Linked DNA regions of Homo sapiens: region 1 is linked to region 2. Evidence: read pairs that join two places in POLR2A ChIA-PET (ENCODE). Cell type or tissue: PC-9. All regions are shown on one strand. Each heading gives the region's core, and the rest is flanking DNA. Links, peaks and the distances in the headings are about the cores only.

Evidence for each region. ChIA-PET counts read pairs that join two places held together with the same protein. Peaks named below come from ENCODE experiments on the same cell type or tissue, not always from the same donor. Only the 100,000 strongest peaks of a DNase experiment are listed, where the experiment ranks them.
Region 1: POLR2A ChIA-PET joins it to region 2 with 6 read pairs; 24 of 35 experiments call an interaction of 5 or more read pairs at or near these places.

What each region holds. Positions count from the first base shown.
Region 1 is chr17:43,378,492-43,383,865 of GRCh38, reverse strand. It overlaps LINC00910 (long intergenic non-protein coding RNA 910), which reads left to right. Exons shown (of 6, transcript NR_027412.1): 2 at 2,206-2,593; 3 at 4,604-4,743. LOC124904007 (a long non-coding RNA gene) reads right to left here and starts at 4,116. Exons shown (of 2, transcript XR_007065762.1): 1 at 3,759-4,116; 2 at 2,698-2,794. In PC-9, for the core only: no CTCF peak of the experiment used is centred there; no DNase peak of the experiment used is centred there.
Region 2 is chr17:43,466,979-43,472,352 of GRCh38, reverse strand. No RefSeq gene overlaps it. Among named protein-coding and RNA genes, the nearest start is that of DHX8, 14 kb to the left of the region's middle. In PC-9, for the core only: no CTCF peak of the experiment used is centred there; DNase peaks (open chromatin) are centred at 3,032 and 3,472; H3K27ac peaks cover 2,809 bases.

The DNA of each region.
Region 1 (5,374 bases), core at 216-5,215, 89 kb after region 2:
TCATTTCTCTCGGCCTGCCTGCTCATTACACATTGGTGTTCCTGTGATTCTGAAACATGTACTCTTCTCTTACACAAAGTAGTATCTCCGTGTCATCTCTCCCAGTCCATGGCTACTGGGGACCACCTGTATACCTCACCCTGATCATAGAAACAGAAGTCCAGTCTCTCTATGTTTTCAAAGGCCTCCAAGATTTTCAACTCTTTCTCTCTTTCTCTTTCTTTTTCTCTTTTTCTTTTTCTTTCTTTTTTTCTTTCTTTCTCTCTCTCCCTCTCTCTCTCTCTCCCTCTCTCTCTCTCTCTCTCTCTCCCTCTCTCTCTCTTTCTTTTTTTTTTCAAGTCTCGCTCTGTGGCCCGTGGTGGAGGGCAGTGGCATGACCATGGCTCACAACCTCGACCTCCCCAGCTCAAGTGACCCTCCACCTCAGCCTCCTGAGTAGCTGGGACTACAGGAGCATGCCACCATGCCTAGTTTCATATGTGCTTGCTTCCATCCTCTGCCCCTAATGGTGCCACGTACTCTGTTCTCAGTAAGCACCCCTGGCCCATGGGTCTTTAGACTTAGCCTTGCTCACACGGATTTGCCATCTCCCTTCAGGCCTTTCTGCCTCAACTTGCTGATTCTGTATTTTATAACCCCAGAAAGTGTTCTAAGACCCACTCAGCCACCAGCGTAGACATCTGGAGTTATAACTGTATCACTTGTTATCCAAATCCATGTGGTCCCCAAGTTTCAGATATTGGTAGTGAGAATTGAGGTCTCAAAAAACATATTTGCTTCTTCTCTCTCCCTCAGCCTCCCTCCTTCAGTCATCAAGTCCCAGAGCAGAATGCTTCCCAAACTCTGATGTGCATGTGCATTCTGGGGGAACCTTGTTAACATGCAGGTTCTGACGCAATAGGTCTGGAGCCAGTGATTCTGCACTTCTAACCCACCCCCAGATGATATCAATGGTGCTGGTTTGGGGACCACACTGTGAGCAGCAAGACTGTAGCAAGATGCTCCATTTCTACTAAATATCTTTTTTTTAAAGGGGCATATGGGCTTGGCGCAATGGCTCATGCCTGCAATCCCAGCACTTTGGGAGGCCGAGGGGGGAGGATCGCTTGAGGAGGAGTTTGAGACCACCCATGGCAACATAGGTAGACCTCATCTCTACCAAAAAAAAAAAAAAAATTAACAAAAATTAGCCAGGTGGCTGGGCGTGGTGGCTCACACTTGTAATCCCAGAATTTTGGAAGGCCAAGGCAGGTGGATCACTTGAGGTCAGGAGTTCAAGACTAGCCTGGCCAACATGGTGAAACCCTGTCTCTACTAAAAACACAAAAATTACCTGGACACGCACACCTGTAGTGCCAGCTACTTGGGAGGTTGAGGCAAGAGAATCGCTTGAACCCGAGAGGCAGAGGTTGCAGTGAGCTGAGATTGTGTCACTGCACTCCAGCCTGGGTGACAGAGCAAGACTTCGTCTCAAAAAAAATTAGCCAGTTGTGGTGATGCGCGCCTGTGGTCCCAGCTACTTGGGAGGATGAGGCAGGAGGATTGCTTGAGCCTGGGAGGTCAAGGCTGCAGTGAGCCGTGATCTCTTCACTGCATTCCAGCCAGGATGGCAAAGTGAGACTGTGTATCAAAAAAACAAAAAAACAGCCAGGTGCAGTGGCTCATGCCTGTAATCCCAGCACTTTGGGAGGCCGAGGCAGGCAGATCACATGAGGTCGGGAGTTCGAGACCAGCCTGACCAACATGGAGAAACCTCGTCTCTACTAAAAATACAAAATTAGCCAGGCGTGGTGGCACATGCCTGTAATCCCAGCTACTAGGGAGGCTGAGGCAGGAGAATCGCTTGAACTCAGGAGGCGAAGGTTGTGGTGAGCCGAGATCATGCCATTGCACTCCAGCCTGGGGAACAAGAGCGAAATTCCGCCCCCCCCCAAAAAAAAAACAGAAACAAAAAAAGGAGCCATATGGAACACTAACTTTGCTGGCTGCTGCAGCCAAACAATCTCCCTTCCCCCACCAAGGCCACACAGATTGGCACAGTTCTGTTTCTGTTGCTATAAGTGAAAGTTTTTGGTTGGTAACTGTGAAGAGGCCCAGGCGGGAGAGAAAAGAATGGTGGGGCTGGGCAGGGGGCAGGGGTGGTGGAAGGAGTCAGAGAGGAGGCAAAGGAAAATAGGGAAACAAATGGTATCTCTCTCCAAGCAGATCTCTTCAACTACCTGTGAAAACTGATGTGATGAAAAGGGGAATTTGAAGGAGCCATTCCAGAAGACAGGGCGAAAACTGAAGTGCAATCAGGGCCAAGAAAAACAGAAATAGCAGGACCTGGAGTTGCATAGGTTGAATAGTTGAATAGGCTGCTCTCCTCAGCTGGCAGGAAACCTGGCAGCCTCCTGGTGCCCAAGGACTGAAAACCTTAGAAGCACCTGGAGTTGGCAGCCTTGGCATGGTCAGGTTGGCACCTCTGGAGGTGCCCAGGCTTCCCTGGCAGCATTGTGAGCAGTGGATGGTGTTGAAGGGCAGCCAGAGGAGGAATGGAACACATGCTCCTTGCTAACCACACGGACAAGGCCACGTTCACAGGTACACAAAGGTAGGTATACAAAGGTAGGTACACAATCAATCAAAAGTTTAAAAAACAGCCATGATACCAGAAGGCTCTTTTGTTTAAAAGAAAGTTTCAGAAATAGACCTAAGTATATATGAGGCCTTTATTATATGATAAAAGTGGCATCTCAGACTGATGAAAAGGTGGGCTGCTCCATATATGATGCTGAGGCAACTGGTTAGCCATCTTAAAAAAACAAAAGTTGGATGTGTAACTGAAATCATAGACTAGAACAAGTAGGTTAGGGATGCAAATACAAAGGATCAACAATTCAAAAAGGCCAATGGGGAAAGGATCTGAGCAGTCAGCTCATAGAAAAGAAAATAGAAGATCTTAAGCATGCAAAAAGGTACACCCCCTTACTGGTGTAAGAGATTCCACCACTTTTTTTTCTTTTTCTTTTTCTTTTTTGAGACAGAGTCTGGCTGTCACCCAGGCTGGAATGCAATGGCATGATCCCAGCTCACTGTAACCTCTGCCTACTGGACTCAAGTTATCCTCCCACCTCAGCCTCACAAGTAGCTGGGATGACAAGCCTGAACCACCATGCCCAGCTAGTTTTTGTATTTTTTGTAGAGACAGGGTTTTGCCAATGTTGCCCAGGCTGATCTCGAACTTCTGTGCTCAAGTGATCTGCCTGTCTCAGCCTCCCATGTGAGCCATGGCGCCAGGCTGGAGGGCAATGGCAAGATCTCGGCTCACCACAACCTCTGCCCCCCAGGTGTTAGAAACAAGTGTTCAGTGCTGCAAAGAAAAACCACCACTTAAACAAAGAATTTCTCAGCAAGGCACATTTACTTCTGCAGAAGGGTACAGCTTGCGTCTGACTGATCCCAAGAGCACATCAAGCCGGGTAGAGCAGGGGTTTTTATCCCTAACACAGTTTCTGTTTCTGTGTCCTTTCCCCATTTGCTGGAGTTGGACAGCACAGTCTAAGCTGACCCAATTGACTAGTGCTTGAAATTGAATAAGGCCAATTAGGCAGGAAGGGAGAGGCTGTCCATTACCAACTAGGCGGGAAGGGTTGTTTACCAAGTAAGAGGTTTGCTAGTTACCCATTAAACAGAGAAACAAGTGCTCCTTCCTGATTAAGCAGGAAGGGCTGCGTATAGAGCAAGAAAGACCAAGGAAACTTTGAAGAGGAACTTACTGTTTCTGGCAATTTTCCCCCTCCTGACTTTATAGTTCTTCCTCTTCAAATTCCTCTAATATATTTTGGCTTTGTTGCTCCTCTTGGTTTCTAGAAGTAGGAGTTTATCTGAGTAGGGTGGGGGAGAATGGAGAGGGGTTTGGTAAGAGCTGTTTCTATAAGCCTTTGCACAAATCCACAAATGCAAGGTATGACACAACCTACAAGAATGAGTACACTGGTAATAATTGCAAGGGAGGTAAAGATTGAGGTCATGAGTCCCTTCCATTTCCAAACCATTTTTCCATGAGACCAGAGAAGGGGTGTTCAAGCGATTCTCCTGCCTCAGCCTCCCTAGTAGCTGGGATTATAGGCATGCGCCACCACACCTGGCTAATTTTGTATTTTTAGTAGAGACGGGGTTTCTCCATGTTGGTGTCAGGCTGGTCTCGAACTCCCGATCTCAGGTGATCCACCTGCCTCGGCCTCCCAAAGTGCTGGGATTACAGGCATGAGTCATCTGCCCAACTTGCTAAAAGATCTAATCCCAGCTACTCGGGGGGCTGAGGCAGGAGACTACCCCGAACCTTGGAGGTGGAGGTTGCAGTGCGCCAAGATTGTGCCATTGCACTCCAGCACTCTAGCCTTGGCAACAGAGCGAGTCTCCGTTTAAAAAAAATAATAATAATAATTAAAAAAAAATTTTTTTTTTTGGTAGAAACTGGGTCTTGCTCTGTTGCCTAAGCTGCTTAACCTCCATCTCAAGGTTTCCTTCTGTAGGTAACCTTTGCGAGTTTGTAATGACGAGAGCACTTAGCACACAGCCTAGGCCAAACAGTAAATGCTTCCTATTGTATTGTCCGCAGGCAACGCAGTTGCTCAGGTGCTTCGGTATCACAGCCAAGACCCCTTCGGGGGAAGCTAGTCGGATACTGGGACCCACATTCCAGACTACTGAGCCGCGGTCGCGCCCTCGGCTCCGTTTCTGCTCCCTCCACCCCACGAGGTAGGCAGTGGTGTTTCCACTTCCCAGCTGGGGAAACTGAGAGTCCGAAGGTTAAGTAGTTTGTCCCCAGTCCCCACTGACAGGGCAGGGAGAGGGGCGGGGCTGTGACTCCCAGGGCGGCAGCCCCCTCAGGGCGCGATCTCGCAGTCGCAGTCGGACTTCTCTCTGCGGCCCCGGGAAGTCCCCCCCCAGTGGGGGAGAGGGGGCTCATGGGCTCCGCTTTCGCCTCCGACCCAGCCAGACCGCTGAAGCTCCGCTCTTCACAGTAATGGCTTTCCTCAAAAGAGCTCGGACCACTCTCCTCCAACTTCCTTCCGCAGACACCTCGTGACGCCCACGCCCATTTCGCTTGGTCACTGTCTTGACCCCGGGTGGGTCCATCAGCTCATTGTAAATTAATTTTTGTATTTTTAGTAGAGACAGTGTTTCACCATGTTGGCCAGGCTGGCCTAGAACTCCTGTCCTCAGGTGATCCGCCCTCCTTGGCTTCCCAAAGTGGACAAGGACAGCAGCTCTTTTTGAAAGGAGATACAGGCCGGGTGCGGTGGCTCACGCCTGTAATCCCAGCACCTTGGGAGGCTGAAGCAGGTGGATCACCTGAGGTCAGGAGTTTGAGACCAGCCTGACCAAA
Region 2 (5,374 bases), core at 199-5,198:
TCACTGCACTCCAGCCTGCGCGACAGAGCGAGACTCCATCTCAAAAAAAAAAAAAAAAATTAAATTAAAAAAGGGCAACCCATTTTCCAAGTCACCTAGGCTCCAAATCTGTGATACCTCCCCTCTTATGACCTCTACATCCAATAAATAGCCCCCCAACAACCTTAGTCCCCTGCACTCTCTGCATGCCCCATATCCTTCAACCAAATCAGACCACTTGCTTATCCCCATTCCTGAATATCCCATTCTGCTTCTAGAACTATTGCAGATTCTGTACTTAACTCTACTGAAAGTCCATACCCAGTAGGCCCTTCTCTTTAAAGGCATGTCTGAGTCATCCCTCAGAAGTCCATCTCAAAGCCTTGTATGAGGTAGGTATGCAAAGCAAGTGTTTTTCAGATTGAAGAAATAAAGTGGTTTGCCCCAAGCCACGTGGCTAGTTACAAATGTTCTGCCATATGATGGAGTCTGCACATTCAGATGATAGACACTATATTTCCTCCTTTCTTTATTGGGCTTACAATGTCATAAGGATATGGACTTCTTAGGAAAAGGTAGTGATTTGAGGAATTCTAAACTACAATTTAAATAACCATCCTGCTATTTTGAGCCTTTGGCATACCATACACTATAATTTTGTCGCTGTGTCTGTGTAACACAAGATAACTGATATAAGCATTTTATATATGTTCATGGGTTAGATGTGAATCTTTATCCAAACATGCTGTAGCCTGCCTGATTCCTTATGGGCCAGGAAGGCATTTAGAATACTAAGATATATTTCCAATTGTGCTTGCTCAGATCAAATTGAGAATAATTGTGGGATCCCTGGGTGAATTTTAAACAAATCAGAGGGTAACACAGCCAATATTTGAGCCACGTAGCTGGCTCTTACAATGAAATGTCTATAGCCAACCTTGTTTGTGTGCTCATGATTTTTTTTTAAAAGATGTGTGGAGCCATTGGAGAAAGAAAGTAAAGCAGTATTTTTTGAGTACCTACTTAGGCATGTGACTAGATACTTTGACCATTATTACCACGACCCTAAAAGTAGATAGGAACTACAAGAAGATACAGGGAGGTGGAGAGACAGGCAGCAAGGCCATTTGGCCAGACCTCAAATGATGGGGCCTCAATTTTGGTTGCTTTTGAGAGGCAAATTTGAGCAGAGCTGGTTTAAGCCTTGAACTATATCCTTCAGTTCTTTCTAAGAGCCATATTGCCCTCAGTTGCCAAGGCCTGATCTAGTCTTTCACAGTACCTGTAAATGCCAGCTGGGTTTGTGATCAAGAAACTGTTACCTTGGCCACTTAAGAGACAGTGCTCAAAGCTATTATAATTTCTGCTTATGATAACTTTCTTCCTCCGGAACATAGAGAAATATGCTCTTTGGATGTCATTCAGCTATTTCCATAAATATAAAAGAAAATGATTAATTGCACATATTCTTATATATTATAAATTGCATACATAATGATATCTATTTTAATGTATTGGTTTATGATAGCTTGAAATTCCTGATTTATCTCTTTTTTTTTTTTTTTTTGAGACAAAGTCTTGCTCTGTCGCCCAGGCTGGAGTGCAGTGGCCAATCTCGGCTCACTGCAATCTCCACCTCCCGGGTTCACGCCATTCTCCTGCCTCAGCCTCCCAAGTAGCTGGGACTACAGACACCTGCCACCATGCCCAGCTAAGTTTTTGTATTTTTTTTAGTAGAGATGGGGTTTCACCATGTTAGCCAGGATGGTCTTGATCTCCTGACCTCGTGATCCGCCCGCCTCGGCCTCCCAAAGTGCTGGGATTACAGGCGTGAGCCACTGTGCCCGGCCTTATTTCTTAAATTCTTTATAATTTTCTACATTTCCCCTTTATTAGCTTTAAACATAATTTACATAAAACAGAACAATTTCACATTCAATTATGTTCTTATATACTTACAGTAGTATTTTTGGGTTTTTTTTTTTTCAGTTCTGTAATAATATTATTCAGATAAGTTTGATTTGTTTTTGTTTTTGTTTTTGCTTTTTTTTGTTGTTTTTGTTTTGTTGTTGTTGTTGTTTTTGAGATGGAGTCTCGCTCTGTCGCCCAGGCTGGAGTGCAGTGGCACGATCTCAGCTCACTGCAAGCTCCGCCTCCTGGGTCCACACCATTCTCTTGCCTCAGCCTCCCGAGTAGCTGGGACTACAGGCGCCTGCCACCACGCCCTGTTAATTTTTTGTATTTTTAGTAGAGACAGGGTTTCACTGTGTTAGCCAGGATGGTCTCGATCTCCTGACCTCGTGATCTGCCCACCTTGGCCTCCCAAAGTGCTGGGATTGCAGGCGTGAGCCACCGTGCCCGGCCTATGTTTTGTTTTGTTTTTGAGACAGGGACTCACTGTGTCACCCAGGCTGGAGTGCAGCGGCATGATCACAGCTCACTGCAGCCTTGGACTCCTGGGCTCAAGCAACCCTCCCACCTCGGTCTCCCAAAGCACTGGAATCACAAGGAAAAACCACCACACTCAGTCCCAGGATTTTTGAAACTGGAATTGAGGGAAGAAACCAGGCCTTCTTTGATAGTGAAGCTAGATCCATGAGATACGAGAGATACCAAAAGCCATGATCCCCTCTCTGGGGAAAAAGCTGGACTGAAAGAATAAAGCCAACATGTGGGGAGGGGAACAAACAAAACCAGGAGAAAGTATCCTGGAGACATTTTAGTCCTCATTCCAGTTATCCCTTATTCTAGATGCCCTACGATCCTACCACTACATTCTCCTTTTTGCCCAAGCTGAGTCAAGCCATCTTTATATAACTAGTAACTGGCAGAGCAAAGAGGCCTGGATGGGTAAGTCTGACTCCTGAGCCCATGCTGTTTTCGCTGCAGGAGACCAAGTTTCATCTAATCACTCAGATCTTATCCCTGACAACATGGGAATCAACAGCACAAAGGTACCAAACCCAGCCCTTCAACTTCACGTGACTCATACCCACTTTAGCCTCAATCTTCTACAGAATGTGGGAAGCTGGTGTCCTCACTGGTGTTGTACATTTCAAGATGACACATGCATCTAGGGGCATGGGTTCAGAAGGAAATACTACACTCCCAGCTGTGTGTCTACACCGAACTTAGATGGGGTATGGTGAATAATCAGCCGCACAAAGCCACACCCAGGCAAGCTTGTACATACTTGAAAGAGTAAGAGAATGTGGAAAATCTGAATTAAGGCAAAGGTAACAGGCCTCTACATGGTTATATTCTTTGCTGCTCCCAATATACTTTCCCATGTTGTCTTGTTTTGAGTCTTATGGCAATCCTGGAGGGACAAAGAGCAGGTATAGTATCAACTACATTTTACAGAAAAGAAAACTATGAAAAAACAGTTGCCACAGTGCCAGGGCAGAGCAGATGCTCAGTAAACTCCTTCCTCCATTCCATGCGGTTTGGATGCTCAGTGACCATATGATGCATGAACAAATGTGGCTCAGTGGCATGAAGTGACTCATCCAGTGTGACACAGCTAATAAGGGGGCAGAGGAGGCACTTAAACTTGGATTATCTCGCCCTGGGCCACACTACACAAAGCTACATCCCAAACTGTGAGCATTTCTATCCGCTTCTTGAATTCGTGGACTGCAAGTTCAGAGACCTTAATTCCCCACTGCATGAAAGAGGCTTTCTCATGCCTGCCAGCCCTGCAGAAAATTCTTCAAATAAATGCTTGCTGGCCCTTGAAATTATTAGATCTTCCAGCATTGAAATATCTTGATTCTCAAGCAAGCTGTATCAGAAACCGATGGCTCGAGCACAAAAACGCTCAAGAAAAAAAAAAAAATGAATACCACAGGAGCTAGCAAGTAATTTATGAACCAGACACGTGGCCCAGTCTCCCTTTGCTGCTCCCAGTGGTATTTGAAGCTAATTTGAGGAGGCAGCAGGACATTCCATTGCCTGAAACCCATGGAGGGGAAAACCCTGCCCTTCTATTAGTAGGCAATCCCAGCAGTAGAAAAACATGATTTCTCCTGATGAGCACATGAAGATGATTCAGGCCTGTCCTTGCTTTATTCCCTTCCCACCAAAAGAATATCAGTTCCGATATCACATGCAGAAATTAGATCAAAATGTAAGTGGGGGCGGAGGCAGTGCTGTCACTTGGGGAATCTCCCTCGGCTGAAGTTGCAGAAGCTCTCGCTGCACCCACGGGGAGACATCTGTCATTGACTTTCCTGGCACCTGACAGATGCTCCTGTTCCCTGGGCAGGCAGAATCAGCTGGGTGTGAATATCTAACTCAAATCTGTCTTGGACCATCTGAGTTCCTGGCTGGATTCCAACCAGACCCAATCCTGAGGAAATAAATAGAATAATCCTCATGGGGAGATAATTTCCTCCTTTGGACAGACTCTTCCAGGTCAACCAAGACCAGCCTGGGATCCCTGTCAGCTTTGGGAAAAATGAGAACTCAAGTGTATCCCAGGTCACAGGGTGGCTGGAGGCATTTGGTCATACAAGCAAGCAAGCAAATGAGAAAAGCAACTGAGCACCCAGTATGTGCGAGGTGCTGTGGAAGATTCAACAGTGGCGAAAAGCCTTCTTCTTTTTTTTTTTTTTTTTTTTTTTTGAGACAAGGGTCTTGCTCTGTTGCCTAGGCTGGAGTGCAGTGGCACAATCATGGCTAAGTGCAACCTCCCAGAAAAGTCTTCTTTTTTTTTTGAGACAGAGTCTTACGCTGCCACCCAAGTTGGAGTGCAGTGGTGGTTGGAGTGCACTGCAACCCTTGCCTCCTGGGCTCAAGCAATCCTCCCACTTCAGCCTCTGGAGTACCTGAGACTACAGACTACAGGTGTGCACCACCACACCTGACTAATTTTTTTTTTTTTTTTGTAAGGTCTCACTATTTTGCCCAGGCTGGTCTCGAACTCCTGGGCTCAAGTGATCCGCCCGCCTTGGCCTCCCAAAGTGCTGGGATTACAGGTGTGCACCACTGTGCCTGTCTGGGAAAAGCCTTCTTTTTATAATCTAGAGAGGAGGTAAATCACATAATGGCAATTAATTCATTTAATAGACATTCTTAGAACATCCACCAAGAACAAGTACCAGGAAAGATGAGAACATGCTGGAAAGGATTTTTTGTATCTTTTGTAGAGACAGAGCCTCACTATGTTGCCCAGGCCAGTCTCAAACTTCCGAGCTTAAGCAATCCTCCAGCCTTGGTCCCCTCAAGTGCTGGCATTACAGGCTTGAGCCACCACGCCCGGCCAGGAAAGGATTTTGAAGCAGGGCTTCTTAGGACAGCTAAACTTTGGTTGATCACTCAAACCTCAAGTGAAGACACTGGATTTTAAATCATGTCAGTCCCCCTACGTTGGTAAGCAGTCTCCAGATAATTT